2 separate regions of the Homo sapiens genome follow, and region 1 is linked to region 2. A link is an interaction called in ENCODE POLR2A ChIA-PET data of the cell type or tissue named here. Cell type or tissue: CD4-positive, alpha-beta T cell. All regions are shown on one strand. Region 1 overlaps DGKD (diacylglycerol kinase delta). Region 2 overlaps ATG16L1 (autophagy related 16 like 1).

What was found. Peaks named below come from ENCODE experiments on the same cell type or tissue, not always from the same donor. Only the 100,000 strongest peaks of a DNase experiment are listed, where the experiment ranks them.
Region 1: POLR2A ChIA-PET joins it to region 2 with 5 read pairs; 9 of 35 experiments call an interaction of 5 or more read pairs at or near these places.

What each region holds. Positions count from the first base shown.
Region 1 is chr2:233,394,849-233,402,848 of GRCh38, forward strand. All of the region lies in intron 3 of DGKD (diacylglycerol kinase delta), which reads left to right. Among named protein-coding and RNA genes, the nearest start is that of DGKD, 44 kb to the left of the region's middle. RefSeq lists an enhancer at 4,152-4,657. In CD4-positive, alpha-beta T cell, no CTCF peak of the experiment used is centred here; a DNase peak (open chromatin) is centred at 4,693; H3K4me3 peaks cover 1,284 bases; H3K27ac peaks cover 2,253 bases.
Region 2 is chr2:233,264,377-233,272,376 of GRCh38, forward strand. ATG16L1 (autophagy related 16 like 1) reads left to right here. Exons shown (of 18, transcript NM_030803.7): 5 at 516-767; 6 at 5,626-5,691. Among named protein-coding and RNA genes, the nearest start is that of ATG16L1, 17 kb to the left of the region's middle. RefSeq lists a silencer at 1,604-1,673. In CD4-positive, alpha-beta T cell, no CTCF peak of the experiment used is centred here; DNase peaks (open chromatin) are centred at 3,625, 4,035 and 6,175; H3K4me3 peaks cover 1,406 bases; H3K27ac peaks cover 5,971 bases.

The sequences.
Region 1 (8,000 bases), 130 kb after region 2:
AGGCATTGTCACCACACCCAGCTAATTTTTTATTTTTTGTAGAGATGGGGTCTAACTATGTTGCCTTGGCTGGTCTCTAACTTCTGGCCCCAAGTGATCTGTCTTGGTGTCCTAAAGTGTTGGTATTACAGGCATGAGCCGATGTGCCTTGCCTAGATTTAATTCTTGTAAACAGTATGTTGTTAGAATCTGTCTTATTTTAGTCAGAAACCCTTTGCCTTGTAAATATTGTGCTTCAGCCATTTTCTGCTGTCAGGATTCTTGCATATCTGATGCCTGTGTTTTGTGGCTGAATGTATTGTGCTTTCTTGTTTGTTTGTTTGTTTATTTATTTATTTTTGAGACAAGGTCTTGCTCTGTCACCCAGGCTGGAGTACAGTGGTGCAGTCATGGCTCACTGCAGCTTCGACCTCCTAGGCTCAAGTAATCTTCCCACTTCAGCCTTCTGGGTAGCTGGGACTCCAGGCACATGTGACCATACCCAGATAATTTTTGTTTTTTTGTAGAGAAGGAGTTTCACCATGTCACCTAGGCTATTCTTGAACTTTGGGGTGCAAGTAGTCCACCCACCTTGGCCTTCTGAAGTGCTGAGGTTACAGGCATGAGCCACCACACCCAGCCATGCTTTCTTATTTTAATGGTCTCTTGGTACCTCTCTTCTACTTCCCTTCTGTGTTGTCTCTTAAACATTTATAGTTCACAGATTTTCTTTTTCCTTTCTTTTCTTTTCTTTTTTCTCCTCCCCTCCCCTCCTCTCCTTTCCCCTCCCCTCCCCGCTTCTCTCTTTTTCTATCTTCCTTTCTTTCCTTTTTCCTTTTTTTTTTTTAATTTAAATTTAAGAGACAGGTCTTACTCTGTCGCCCGGGCTGGAGTGCAGTGGCATGATCACCATTTACCGCAGCCTTGAAATATCAGGCTCAAGCGATCCACCGGCCTCAGCCTCCCAAAATGTTCAGATTACAGGCATGAGCCACCATGCCTGGCCAAGTTCACAAATTTTATTATGCTAGACCTGTTTGTAGCCAGCCCATATGGTGACATCCTTTTTTTGGTCAAGCTTTGTGTATTACTGAGGGTTTAGTCACAGAGAACATGCTACTCAATGCTTTGTTTCACTAGCTCTTATTCGATTCATACCAAACCATGAAAATGAAAAAGGACTGAAGAACATGGAAGAAAAATAATGCAAAATGGTCTGTTTTCCAGAAAGGAATCAAATACGATATTTTATTAGTGAGCTCCGAGAACATAGTATTTCCCAATGTTGGTGTTGCAGGGGGTTGTCGAGAGCAGGCTCGATGCTGTTGCTGTCTTTGAAGGCATTTCTGCTCGGAGACTCAGAGTTGCCTTCTCTCTTGTGCAATGCGGGTTTGCTAACTGGTTGGTCTGGGATAGAGCAAGCCTGATTTCTTCCTCACTCCAGTTTGGGCTTTCCAGCTTTGAAAAACTGTTTTTTCCTTCTTTTCTCTTACACTTGAAAAAACGAATTCTGGTTCATGTGCTTTGTCTTGTTCTTTGGGAATTTGGCTCGTTTATTTAGTCATTGTTTTGGCAAGCATTTTTTTTGGGGTCTACCGTGGGCCACACACCATGCTGAGTGCGGTGGGTAGAAATGGAGAGGAGCCACTCTGCATCAAGCTTATATTCTCGTGGGAGATCAGATAAGCACATACATAGAACCTTAGTTACAGGCTGAGACAAGCTCCGATGGAAGAGCAGTACATGGTGCCTGATATGTGGAAGACCCCACCTGGCCTTGGGGAGGGGCTGGGCAGTCTTCTCAGAGGAAGTGAGGTCTCATAGCTGAGACATGAAGAATGATAGTGGTAAATCCACTGAGGGAAGCATGAGCCTGAGAGGGTATGTGTGTCTGTGTGTTGGTGTGTGTCTGTGTGTTTCTTTGTGTGTGTCTGTGTGTTTCTTGTGCAAATAGGCACCTCGGGGATGGGGCAGGTGGAGGGACCAGCAGTGCGAAGACCTTGGGATGGGGACACCACGTGGAGTGTGCAAAGTGGTGGAAGGGCCAGGGTGGCTGATGGAGGCCAGAGCAAGAGGACACCAGAGGGGACCAGCGTGGCTGGGGGGGGCCAGAGCGAGAGGACACCAGAGGGGACCAGGGTGGCTGGGGGGGGCAGAGCGAGAGGACTCCAGAGGGGACCAGGGTGGCTGGGGGGGGGGGCGCCAGAGTGAGAGGACTCCAGAGGGGACCAGGGTGGCTGGCAGAGGCCAGAGTGAGAGGACACCAGAGGGGAGCAGGGTGGCTGGCAGAGGCCAGAGTGAGAGGACACCAGAGGGGACCAGGGTGGCTGCGGGGGGGGCCAGAGTGAGAGGACTCCAGAGGGGACCAGGGTGGCTGGGGGGGGGGGGGTGCCAGAGTGAGAGGACTCCAGAGGGGACCAGGGTGGCTGGCAGAGGCCAGAGTGAGAGGACTCCAGAGGGGACCAGGGTGGCTGGGGGGGGGGCCAGAGCGAGAGGACACCAGAGGGGACCAGGGTGGCTGAGGGGGGCAGCAGAGTGAGAGGACTCCAGAGGGGACCAGGGTGGCTGGCAGAGGCCAGAGTGAGAGGACTCCAGAGGGGACCAGGGTGGCTGGCAGAGGCCAGAGTGAGAGGACACCAGAGGGGAGCAGGGTGGCTGGCGGGGGGCCAGAGCGAGGCGAGAGGACACCAGAGGGGACCAGGGTGGCTGGGGGGGGGGGGCAGAGTGAGAGGACACCAGAGGGGACCAGAGTGGCTGGCAGAGGCCAGAGTGAGAGGACTCCAGAGGGGACCAGGGCAGAGCTTGGGACTTACTCCTCAGGACTTGGGCTGCTGTTGAATAGTTTTATTTGGTGAAATTCTCAGATTTGCAGGTGTCAGAAAGTTCTACTCTGGCTGTAGGGTGGAGGGTGAACTGGAAGGGGAGGGAGGTTTGTAGGATTGTTAGGAGAGAGTGGAGTGGAGAGTGCGGAGGTGTCTAGGGGGCAGTGGGCAGGCTAGTGATCAGGTCAGAAGGGGGTGGAGTAGATGAAGGTGTCAGGGCTTCTGCTGAGTACAGCAGCAGGCTGGTTAAGTGAGCTCAGGAGTCCAGAAGAGGGGCTGTGGGGTGGTGGGGGAGGCTTCTTTATCTTCCATGTCTGTCACATTCTTTAGCCTTATTTTATTTAATTTGTTGGTTTTTTTCCTAGTTCTAGTTATCAAAGTTTTTATATTGTTTGTTACTACATTTACTTGCAACCTCCCCTCCCAGCTCCCACCCCCCACCCCCGATTTTGGCATACTTTGTATTTATCCTGGCTTATTCTTGTTTGAAAGGTAAAATTTTTTTTTTTTTGAGATGGAGTCTCGCTCTGTTGCCCAGGCTGGAGTGCAGTGGTGCGATCTTGGCTTACTGCAAGCTCCGCCTCCCGGGTTCACGCCATTCTCCTGCCTCAGCCTCCTGAGTGGCTGGGAGTACAGGTGCCGCCACCACGCCCGACTAATTTTTTTTTTGTATTTTTAGTAGAGACGGGGTTTCACAGCGTTAGCCAGGATGGTCTCGATCTCCTGACCTCGTGATCCGCCGGCCTCAGCCTCCCAAAGTGCTGGGATTAAAGGTGTGAGCCACCGCGCCCGGCCAATAGGTAAAATATTTTTTAAAAGTTTTCTGTTTAACAAAGTCATTCCCTCCAGGGAAAGATTTTCCTTTGATCTTCTCCATTTTCTCTTGGGTTTTCACATGTTTTCATTGACTTAGGATTTCTCCCCTGATTTATTAAACTTTGTGTTATAGTAATTTTAGTTGTTGTCTTCAAGTCCTACGCTTGTTTGCTTTTTTTGAGACAGTCTCACTGTGTCGCCCAGGCTGGAGTGCAGTGATGCGATCTCAGCTCACTGCAACTTCCACCTTCTGGGTTCAAGTGATTCTTGTGCCTCAGCCTTCCGAGTAGCTGGGATTACAGGCTCCCGCCACCACACCCGGCTAATTTTTGTATTTTTAGTAGAGATGGGTTTCACCATGTTGGCCAGGCTGGTCTTGAACTCCTGAGCTCAAGTGATCTGCCCGCTTCAGCCTCCCAAAGTGCTAGGATTACAGGTGTGAGCCACCATGCCCAGTTTTATCATCTTCCCTTAGCAGCCTAGAGCTGTGGAACACTACAAGACTGTAGGGTCCATTCGAGTTTTATGCTTTTATTTACTTATTTCTCCAAGTCAGTGTTTTTCATCATTTTTAAACCCATGTTCTCTTTTGATGAAGGATTAATTTTTATTGCCTCATTTAGTTTTTGAAATTTCAAAATGCAGCAAAAAGGAATGAAAGCAGTGGGCTTTATTCTCACCCTCCCTGACCCTCCTGGAGAGTCATTCCTACCTGTATTCCATTTGGTCTTATTTATTTATAATATATGCTACATGAGAGCAAGGATTTTTGTCTGTTTTGTTCATGGCTTTACACCAAGTTCCCAGCACACAGTAGGTGCACATAACTCTTTGTTGAAGAGTGGCTTGGTCACCTCCAGTTCCAGAATGATTTGGGCCCTGCCCCTCATTGTTCGGCTCTGCAGGAAGCTTCCTGGGACCAGATGCTGGGCCTGGCTGCAAGATCAGGTCTTCCTTCCTGCAGGGCACAGTCCATGTGCATCCCAGCAGCCACGGCAGGGCTGGGGAGGAACTGATGTGGGTTGCTTCTCTGGGCAGGGCATGGGGGTTCCCTGCCTGTGGTGGGGGAAGGGGGTACGTGGCTGTGGGGTGGAAGGGATGTTTCTTGCCAGAGGGAGTGGGCGTGGGAGGTGCGCTGGGTGAGCAGCCTCTGAGGCAGGAAGTGCTTTCCAGGCTGGGGTGGGTTTGGGCTTTTTTGTCAGAGCTGTGGGAAGCCATTAAGATTTTAAAGCAGGGTGGTAAAGTTGGGTTTTTGTTAGAAGAGTCTGTCTGCTGCTGGAGGCGAGATCTGCAGGGAAGAGTTGGCTAGGTGGATGAGAAGGGGTGCAGAGGGGCCTTTCCCCCAACATGAGGATGTGGACAGCCTGGATGTGCTTATGGAGGTGAGAGATGGGGCCTGAGGAGAGCCATGCACTGCAGGCGGGCAGGGTCCATGCTTCTGCTGTTGTTGGTACTTTTATTTGTTTTGGGTGACTCTGAGAATTAAATATTAATAACAGTGTTGAAGGAACATACTGTATCATTGGCCATGATGCATGCCTCCTAGAAAGCAGCGCTGTACACAGTGACATGATCACAGCACCCCTGCAGGACTCCAGATGCACAGTTTCTTCTCCTCACTGAGAGTGTTTTGGTATTGCTGGCCTTTCCAGTTCTAGAAATGTCCCCTTTGAGACTGACTTCATGGTGGCTGGTGTCAGAGTCTGTGTCCCTTGTGAAGGAGGCAGAATCAGAGCTAAATTCAATTTAGCAAAGATTTTCTAGACTAAGTAGGAAGAGGGCTCATCACCCGAAGTGGGCGTGGGTGCTCCCCATAGCCAGGCTTTGTCTACAGGACAGCGGGAGGCAGTCAAGGCCTGAGCCCTGGCCAGGTCCCTCGGAGGGCAGGGAGCCTGGAGCTAGGAGAGAGTGGTGATGCAGGGTGGCCATTTCCACTCCCACAGGGCCCTTTGCCCTTCACACCCAGTGCCCACTGCCCTGTCTGAGACGCCTCATGCTGTCCTGGCCTGGGCCTCCCTGGCCACCTGCTGGCATGGCCTCTCCCATTTGTGGGGGTGCCACTTCCTAACTGCCTCTCCTCTCACGGCTCTCCTTCCGTGCCCCCTACCTTGGGCAGGATGTGGGTGGGATATAGTTTGAGTCCATCTCGGGTGCTGGTTTTATGAAGCACACATTTGACTCCCTCAGTGGGTGGTGGAGTGTGCAGACCTGAGCTCCCTGAGCTCTCTCGGGTAGCCCTGGTCACCTCTCATGGGCAGGGCTGCTTGCACAGCTGGAGGGCAAGGCCTGAGCTGCTGTTCCCGGAGAGCTAGAGCTCGACAGGCCTGGACTGCCCAGGAGGCCCGTGGAAAGGCTGATCCTTCCTCAGTTGTTGCAGCTGAGTGTGTGTGGCCTCCTGATGCTACATGTTCAGTTGCCTTTTACTTCCTTTATGAGGGAAGTTTTATGCTACGCGGTATTTCCAAAGTGTGAGCTCCCCAGAGGAATCAGGGACTCTGTCTTTGAATGTCCAGGGTCTGTGTATCCTCTACCAGATAGAAGACCCAAGGCAGCAGGACTGGGCTCCTTCTCTTCTTTTGATCTCTGAAAGTACGGGACTCTGCAAGGTAACTTCATTCTTTAAGGCAAGCCAGAGTGTGAATCCTAGCTCAGCTTCTTCCAAGCAGATGACTGGGGGCGAGTCACAGGACAGCTCGAAGCCTCCATTTTCTCATCTGAGAAATGGGGCTAGTAACCTGCCTTGTGGGGTGGTTTGGTTGTAAGGACTAAATGAGTTAATGAATGTAGGCATGATATATGTGTTTGTGCCTATTAACACTGTGATTATAGGCACTTACTGATTATTCAGTGAATGAACTGAAAGCAATAAACCAAATTCATTTATTATATCATTTGGTATGTGGAAAATTTTCTTCTAGTTTGGTGTACTTAACGTTTCATACTTTCTCTGTTTACTGAATAATAACTTTAATTGAACAAAATCACTACTAATTAGTCCAGATTTCACTGGGCTTCAGTTAGTCTGGCTGTATTATTACTACTCCCTGGGTCATGGCAACTGTAGCTGAGGTGAACCTTAGAGAGGAAAGACAAGTTTTACTGGAATATGCCTGAAATACAGAGCCATTTAGAAGGGTCATATTCTGCCCATTGTTAAAAGCGCTGTGAACTAAGGCTGGGCATGGTGGCTAACACCTGTAATCCCAGTGCTTTGGGAAGCTGAGGCGGTGGTTCAACTGAGGACAGGAATTCAAGACCAGCCTGACCAACATGATGAAACCCCGTCTCTACTAAAAATATAAAAATTAGACAGACATGGTGGCGGGCGCCTGTAATCCCAGCTACTCAGGAGGCTGAGGCACAAGAATCACTTGAACCCGGGAGGCAGAGGTTGCAGTGAGCTGAGATCGCATCATTTCATTCCAGCCTGGGCGACAGAGTGAGACTCTGTCTCAAAAAAAAAAAAAAAAAAAAAAAAAAAAGCAAGCACTATAAACCATCGAGGGGCCCCTCGTTTCTTACCTAATGAAGTTCAGGGTCTGGTCCTCATGTGCCCTCCCAGCCTGGCCTCTCCCCAGCCAAGCCCAGTGCTTCTTAGGGAGCTCCCTGTGTGTACGGGTCACCTGCTGGCCCTGGTCTCTGGGGGTCTGTTTCCCCAAATTCTCCCCACCGACCCTGTCCGTTTCCTCCTCAGGGAAGCCTTCCTGTTTACATGGTGCTCAGGAAACTGCCATATGCTTCTGTGGGACTGTGGTTCTCAAACTTGGCCATGCCCGAGCACCTTTTGGAACTTTCCCCAGAAGTTTGCAAGTGGGTGCTTTTTCAAAGCTTTCCAAAATCTTAGGGTACAACCACTTTGGGACCCCCTTCTTGAGGGTACTTTGTGTCACTCATGTGATGCTACATTAGCACAAGCTCCCTAGTAATGTGTACTTGGCCACACCTTGAGCTCAAGGCCATGGAGTGTCTTGGCAGCTTAGGGTCCCCAGTGCTCTGCCCTTTGGGGTGACTATGTGTATGAATATGAGCTGGAAGAAGCAGGTTCTGTTGCTTCTTTTTGTTAGCACAACAGAGAGAATGTTGACTCACCCCTTCCTTGGCAAGCCCCGCTGAAGAGGTGCTCACTATTGTGGACCCCTCTGTGGGCCAGGCTCCCCCTTTTACAATTTCCCAGCTCATGTCCGGCCGGCAGCTTGGGGACAAGGTTAGCCCCTGTGCTCTGTGTGTGCGCTTTTAGCGAGTTTGCCAGCTGGAAAACTTGTTTATCCCAGAGAATGGAGGAGTCATTTGACAAGTAAGGCATTACCCTGGCCACCTAATTTCAAATCAGTTGGAAAAGATGCAAGTTTTAGAACTTGTTATTCCTTATTTGAACTATCCTGT
Region 2 (8,000 bases):
GTAGGGCCAGGATAGCTGAGCGCATGGCCCTTGGGAAAAGGGAAATGAGTTTGTGAGCAAAACTGTTGCTGACCAGGGAGAAGCCTGGCAGACAAGATAAATGGGGACTCTGAATCCTGAGACCTTGGAGCTGGGGTAGCGTGTGCTTGGGTTTCCTTAATATGTGGAAAGGGGTCTAGAGGCTTGGAAAGGCAGGGCGCTTGCTCAGGCTTTTGCTCAGGAAATGTCAGAGCTGGTGAAATATATACGGTTTCCAGCCTCCTTTTAAATCCCCTTTACCAATCTAAGCATCGAAAGTTTCTCTTCCTTCACATCGTGTTTTTCCTAGTCATTAATAGGATGAATTTCACCTTAGGTGTTTCCTCTCCTAATGGATTATCCTGTAAACCATGGGGATGGGCCTGGCTAAAAGATGTTGTAACAGACACAAAGTGTTAAGCACTCAGCCAGGTCCGTCTGGCTCTGGCACAGGGCTCTGGCGAGGTACTATTCGTCCTCTGATGTCATGCTTCCAGAATTGCAGAATGTTTGCAGACTATCTCTGACCTGGAGACGGAGTGCCTAGACCTGCGCACTAAGCTTTGTGACCTTGAAAGAGCCAACCAGACCCTGAAGGATGAATATGATGCCCTGCAGATCACTTTTACTGCCTTGGAGGGAAAACTGAGGAAAACTACGGAAGAGAACCAGGAGCTGGTCACCAGATGGATGGCTGAGAAAGCCCAGGAAGCCAATCGGCTTAATGCAGAGAATGAAAAAGACTCCAGGTGGGCTATCAATCCACAGTTAGTGGTTTCCATCCTTAGTAGAGTAGAACCTAGGTCTTTGAAAAGAAAGAGATAAACCTGGCAGTTACTACAGGAGGTTTACCAGGGAATTCTTTCAGTGTTTCAAGGAGAAAAGCTAATTCTGAACAATATAAATTAAACCAGAGTTAGAAAAAGGAAATACACCACAATTAGAATTCTTCCCCATAATTTTGTGAAGCTTTTTGTATCCATATAAAAATTCTGATCTTGCTAATGCACAAGAAGACTATAATCCAACCTTATATGAATATAGATGTGAAATTCCTAAATCAGACTCATTGATAGATTTTTATTTATTTTTTGAGACAGAGTCTCGCTCTGTTGCCCAGGCTGGAGTGCAGTGGCATGATGTTGGCTCACTGCAACCTCCACCTCCCGGGGTCAAGTGATTCTCCTGCCTCAGCCTCCTAAGTAGCTGGGATTACAGGCATACACCACCACGCCTGGCTAATTTTTGTATTTTTAGTAGAGGTGGAGTTTCACCATGTTGGCCAGGCTGATCTCAAACTCCTGACCTCAGGATCCACCCGCCTCGGCCTCCCAAAGTGCTGGGATTAGAGGTGTGAGCCCCACCGCCTGGCCATTGATAGATTTTTTAAGAATTCCCTGCAATCCTGCTAAGTCTATTTATTTAAGATAAATCTGAAACCTACTGAGACATGGGAATTAAAAGATGGATTATCAAGAAATCAATTACGTTAGGAATTTGAATCTCTGTTGTGGAAAATGTGCGTGTTTAAAAGCTGCCCCAGAGAGCCCAGTCATCCCCTGGTCAAGGTCCACTGATCAACCGTCTATATACACTCTTACTAAAACCTGCAAGAGAACAAGGAGAGGTTCACTCTCACAACTCACAGAGAACACCGATCTGGATGTTCTGGCCAACCAACCATTGAAAAGAAGGAGTGATCACCCACCTAGAAACCTAAGAAAATGAGCTGAAAAGCTGTTAACACAAGTTCAGCAGATGCCAGGTGCAGTAAGTAGCTCATGCCTGTAATCCCAGCACTTTGGGAGGCGGAGGCGGAGGCGGAGGCGGAGGCGGGAGGATCGCTTGAAACCAGGAGTTTCAAGAGCAGCCTGAGCAACATAGTGAGACTCCATCTGTACAAAAAACAAAAACAAAAGCTGAGCATGGTGGTATGTGCTTGTGGCCTCAGCTACTCAGGAGGCTGCTGCGGGAGAGTTGCTTGAGCCCAGTAGGTTAAAGCAACAGTGAGCCAAAGTTGTGCCACTGCATTCCAGCCTGAGTGACAGAGCGAGACCCCATCCAGAAACAAACAAAAAAGCTCTACAGATTAGAACATACATATTTTTAAATCCCCATATCAGTAGTTTCGAGTTTGAAGAGATTATTCCAGTTAATTTAAAAGTGAATAAATGACAATAGGAAAGAGTCTTTTAAAGGGAATAAATGACGATAGGAAAGAGTCTTTTAAAGGGTGATGATGGAAAAACAAGTTAGCATATCAAAGAGATAATCTGCACTACCATCATGTTTGTGGCAGCACCATTCACAATAGCCAAGATACGGATCAATCTACATATTCATCATTGGCTTAATGGATAAAGAAAATGTGCTGTACACACACACAATGGAATATTATTCGCTATAAAAATGAATTAAATCATGTTATTTACAACCACTTGGATGGAACTGGAGGACAGTATATTAAGTGAAATAAGCCAGGCACAGGAAGGCAGATACTGCGTGCTTCTACATGTGGGGCTAAAAGAAAAATGTTCTCCTAGAGATACAGAGTATAACTGTGGTTACTAGAGCATGGGAAGAGTAGTGGGGAAGGAGGTTAAAGAGAGATTACTTAATGGATACAAAAATACTGTAAATGGATATAAAAATACTGTTAGAAGGTGTAAGATTGGCCTGGTGTGGTGGCGCACACTGTAATCCTAGCACTTTGGGAGGCCAAGGAAGGTGAATCACTTGAGGTTAGGAATTCGAGACCAGCCTGGCCAACATGGTGAAACCCCGTCTCTAATAAAAATACGAAAATTAGCCGGGTGTGGTAGCGGATGCCTGTAATCCCAGCTACTCAGGAGGCTGAGGCAGGAGAATCGCTTGAACCCGGGAGGTGGAAGTTGCAGTGAGCCAATATCATGCCACTAGGCTCTAGCCTGGGCAGCAGAGCAAGACTCTGCCTCAAAAGCAAAACGAAAAGAATACTTAGTGCTGTGGAAAATGCCTAAAATTAATATAACCGAAAATAGGACACAAAATGTTTTCATACAGATGATCCCAATTTTGTATACTTTTTTAAAAAAATGACTGGAAGGAATTATATGTACTGTTACTGGTGTTTATTTTTGGGGGTGGTGAGATTATGGTTTTTGATTTCTCATTTTATACTTACCTGTATTTTCTAATTTTCCGGTTTCTATTAAGAAAAAATAAGCTGTCCTTTTTGTATTGTTTCTGTCTCACATTTACTTTAAGCAGAATTGTTTGGCTTATGCCATGGAGCTTGACAGCAGTGTGAGGGTGTTGGGGGCCCCAGGTGAGCTGGATGCTGCTAGGTTGCATGTTCACGTCAGCTGAGAGGCTGCTGGAGGGAGAAGTTGGGGAGATGTGTGGTGATGCCAAGGAAGAGCCCCTGAGCAGTGCAGTGGACGGGGGGTAATGCACATTTCCTAGTGAAAATGCTGTCCTCATTCCCTAGCCCACCCTTTGAAGCATCTTCCTAGGGCTGTGCACTTGGAGGTATCATGTGATTGCAGATGTGGGACCTGAGGAGTCTTCATTACTTTGCTTAGGTAGCCTCTCCTCCTAGAAGCCTTCCTGCGTCATTACCCACTTCCTGCCTCCCCAGCTTAGATGTCCCTCATCTTCCTGCTTCAGGCAGCTGTGGTTTACCTGGGCCATATGTAGCACACTGTTTTGAGATAGCTCTTCACACTCTGCCTCCTTCCCTTATGCTGCCACGTGTCCCTGTGGTCAGGCACAGTGGCTGCTTCATAAGATGCACTCAGGGCTGGGCACGGTGGCTGCTGCCTGTAATCCCAGCACTTTGGGAGGCCAAGGCAGGTGGATCACCTGAGGTCAGGAGTTCAAGATCAGCCTGGCCAACATGGCAAAACCCTGTCTCTACTACTAAAAACACAAAAATTAGCTGGATGTAGTGGCAGGTGGCTGTAATCCCGGCTACTCAGGAGGCTGAGACAGGAGAATCGCTTGAACACAGGAAGCGGAGATTGCAGTGAGCCGAGATGATGTCACTGCCCTCCAGCCTGGGTGACAGAGAGAGACTCTGTTTGAGCTATTAAAGACCTTTCCTTTCAGCTATAGTGATGAATCCCTGATAACAGGTGGTGTTTTCCTCTCCCTGTGACCCTAAGTCAAGTTTTTATCTCCACCTTGCAGAACTGGGACCTGAAGTTATAGAAAGTAGATTTCAGACAGTCAACAAGTGCTTTAATCATAGAGTAGTGGTACTCACACACCTTATACCGAGATTCTGGTTTTTCCTCAAAGAGAGTTAGTTCACAGTTGTCTCTACCAGCTAAGACAATTTGGATAAATTGTATTTTTGGTAATTTGCCCTGTAAAACTTATTTTTCATCTTCCAGGTATAAAATCAAGAGTGTAATGCACTTTTTAAGCTATACCCACATCCCTTCCCAAGATTCTGCTATACTGCCTAGAGGACTTTCCTTCATTTTGAGAATTACCACCGTGGTAAAAACTTACGAGAAATTTCAGCAGAATTCTTGATTGCAGCTCAGTAGCATTGCTAGAGTTCTACATTAGGGGTCCTCCACCTAGCAGGCATAGCCATAGTTAGAAGTGAAATTTATCAAAGAAGAGAGAGTAAGGTCAGGGTTAGGAGTTAGGGAGTTTCTGAATTTAGGACTTGAATGAGAGACAAAAATGATTCTGAGAAGGGGAGTTAGTGGATGAGACTTTGACCATGTTAAAAATTTGTCACAGCCAAGACTTCTATGTCAAGCTTTAGTAAATTAAAGTTACTAATGTTATGTAAACTTTGACATTTCAAGAATCTCACTATACCTCAGTTTCCTCATTTATAAATGGCAATAATGATATTTACCTCAAAAGGTTGTTATAAGGCTTAAATGAGTTAAAGTCTGTAAAGTAATTAACAATGTCAGGTAAGGGGAAGTCCTAAGTAAATCTTCACTGTTAGTAATCAGGCTGTGGGTGTGTTAATGCAGGTTGAGCATCCCATATCCCAAACTCCACAATGCTCCAGAATCTGAAACTTCTTGAGTGCCAACATGACACTCAAAGGAAGTACTCATTGGAGCACTTCAGATTTCCGATTTACCATTAATTTCAACTGAATTTCATATTTAGACCTGGATCCTGTCCTCAAGATTTATATCATGTTTATGCAAAACTTCAAAATCTGAGAAAATTCGAAATCTGAAACACTGGTAGTCCCAAACATTTCGAGTAATGGATGCTCAACCCGTGTAAGACTATTTGCTGCAGAAAACTTAAGTCACAACCATGACTAACCCTCAGTGAGCCTGAGGCATGTGTCTATCCTAAGATACCCTTGGTCCCAGAAGGCAGGCCTCCTCCTTTGCCAGTTCACTGCTTTCTCTAATAATGTGGCCTATCTCTCTTCTAGGCTTTACTCTGAAACCCTTTAAAAGGGGAGCCTTACTGATGTTATGAGTTTGGGCTTGTGACTTTTGAGTATTTTGCTCAGGGTAGTTGTTATTTTACATGCACTGAATGTGTTATTAGAACTGGTGGCTTCTAGAGAGCCCAAACCCCGTGCTTTCTTAAGCAGACATAAATGGTGGGCTTTTTTTTTTTTTTTCCCAACAGGAGGCGGCAAGCCCGGCTGCAGAAAGAGCTTGCAGAAGCAGCAAAGGAACCTCTACCAGTCGAACAGTAAGTAAAGATAAATGAATCAAAACTGTGTTTCTGAAAATTTGGCTCTCTTAAAAGTTTTGTTTTTATTTTTTTTTTTGTTTGGTTTTTTTTGAGACAGGGTCTTGCTCTGTTGCCCAGGCTGGAGTGCAGTGGTGTGATCATAGCTTCTAATGTTTTTATTTCTGTAAAATCATCTTACAGATTTTAGAAAGAAAAATGTTAAAGGAAGAAAATGAAAACATACAGTTCTTCCACCACTCAGAACTAACATCCATATATCATTTTAATTGTATTTTGCTGGCTTCTAATTTCTCACAAATCATGTACTGATACGGCCTTTGACCCTATTTCTGATTACTTACTTGAGATAGATTATTGAAAATAAAATTTGATGGGTCAAAGCTTTTGGAACATCACCAAATAACCTTCCAAAAAGTTTGTGTTCATCAGCTGTGAATGTGAATTCTAACTTCCTGCACTCAGTACCCGTTACTGCCTCACTGTTTCCTGTTGACACTTTGAACGATCAGTTTTCTGCCTCTTAATTGTGCCTGCCATGTAATGCGGTGGGGTTTTTGTTGTTGTTGTTTTGTTTGTTTTTTCCCTCCTTGCTCCCTTTGGTTTGTAACTTAAAGTGGAAACTTAAGCGAAAACTAAGATCTCTTGGAACAAAAGGAATCAAACTAGTTCTGGAGCTTTTCCTAATCTGCCTACAAGTTAAGGTGGGGTATCTTCTCTGAGATTTGAAGCTTTCATAGTGGTAGAAAAGAGTTTCCTTCGCTCTAGGATGTTTCTTTTCTATTGAAATGTGTTTTGGAATATAGTTTTAGAGTTTTGATCCACTATTTTTTAAAATGTTGGTTGCTTCCCTGTAAGTGGAGGGGTTTAAATTCAACTAGGAGTCATTCACCAACTAACGTCTTAATTTACAAAGAAACAAAGGTTCCCATATCATGCCTTTGCTTTAGATATGTAGGGTACGTGTGTGTCTGCACTCTCAGATGTGGAAGATTAATCTCAGTTGTATTTTCCCAAGCCACAAAGTAAATAAATAGTTGACCTGGAAATGAGATTTGGTTTCTTCAGAATAACAGCTTATAAAAGTGTCATTTGCATAACCGGGTTGACTGGGATAATTTAGACAGGTTGAGCATCCTGCCCAAGATCATACAGGAAGGGGCCGAGGTAGGATGCAAACACAGGGCTGTAAAAGCCTGTTATTTTATTTTGTATTTTATTTTATTTTGAGATGGAGTTTCACTCTTGTGGCCCAGGCTGGAGTGCAATGGTGCAATCTCAGCTCACTGCAACCTCCGCCTCCCAGGTTTAAGCGACTCTCCTGCCTCAGCCTCCCAAGTAGCTGGGATTACAGGCATGCGCCACCACGCCCAGCTAATTTTGTATTTTTAGTAGAGATGGGGTTTCTCCATGTTGGTCAGGCTGGTCTCGAACTCCTGACTTCAGGTGATCTGCCCGCCTTGGCCTCCCAAAGTGCTGAAATTACAGGCATGAGCCACCGAGCCCGGCCTAAGGCCTCTCCTTAATCTCTATGCTTCCCTAAGGAGTTTCTGGGTCAGAGGACATACATCTTTGAAAGGTTTTGATAACTTAGCAAATGCTAGTGTTTTCTTGTGGTCCCGGGCCTAAGCACAGTTGCAAGTACTTAAAACCATAAAATTCTATTTTCAACAGGACATTGTCAAAGGCTCAGCTCATATTTGCAGTTCCTGTCTTTGCAGTTCTCCTCTCTTCCTTGTATGGGCACAGGTGACTCTCGCAAACCTAGATCCCTGGGAAAGCCAATCAAGAAAATAAAGCACAGCCTTGTCCTTTTTCTTTCGACCTGCCTTTTATTCCCTTCTACATCCTGGCCAAGAATGTGGTGCAATAATTACACATAGTCCTGGAATAAATAGCTAAGGAAAATAAATTTACTTTGACCAGGTTTAACTTGCTTAGTAACAGGTTCTTAAGTATATATTTACCTAATCCAGATAATTATTTATTGAAAAGGAAAAATCTTTCTGTCAAGTTCTTATGAATCCAAACAGTAGGTGATGAAATCTTGGGTTATTACATTTAATTATCTTCTCCATGAAGGTTGCATCTCAGTAGGAGGTCATTAAGACCAAAATAATTACTTGCCCTCCTCCAAGTAGGAAAGACGTGGCCCAGAAAAATGAGGAAGGGGGATTCCAGAGGTACTTTGCATCCGCTGGGATAAACAGCAACAAAGGGAGCATGTCCTATGACTTGATTATGTCATTTGAAGTGTGATGGGCTCTCCTAATGTCAGAGACACTATGTATTTAAGCATAAAATGCGCA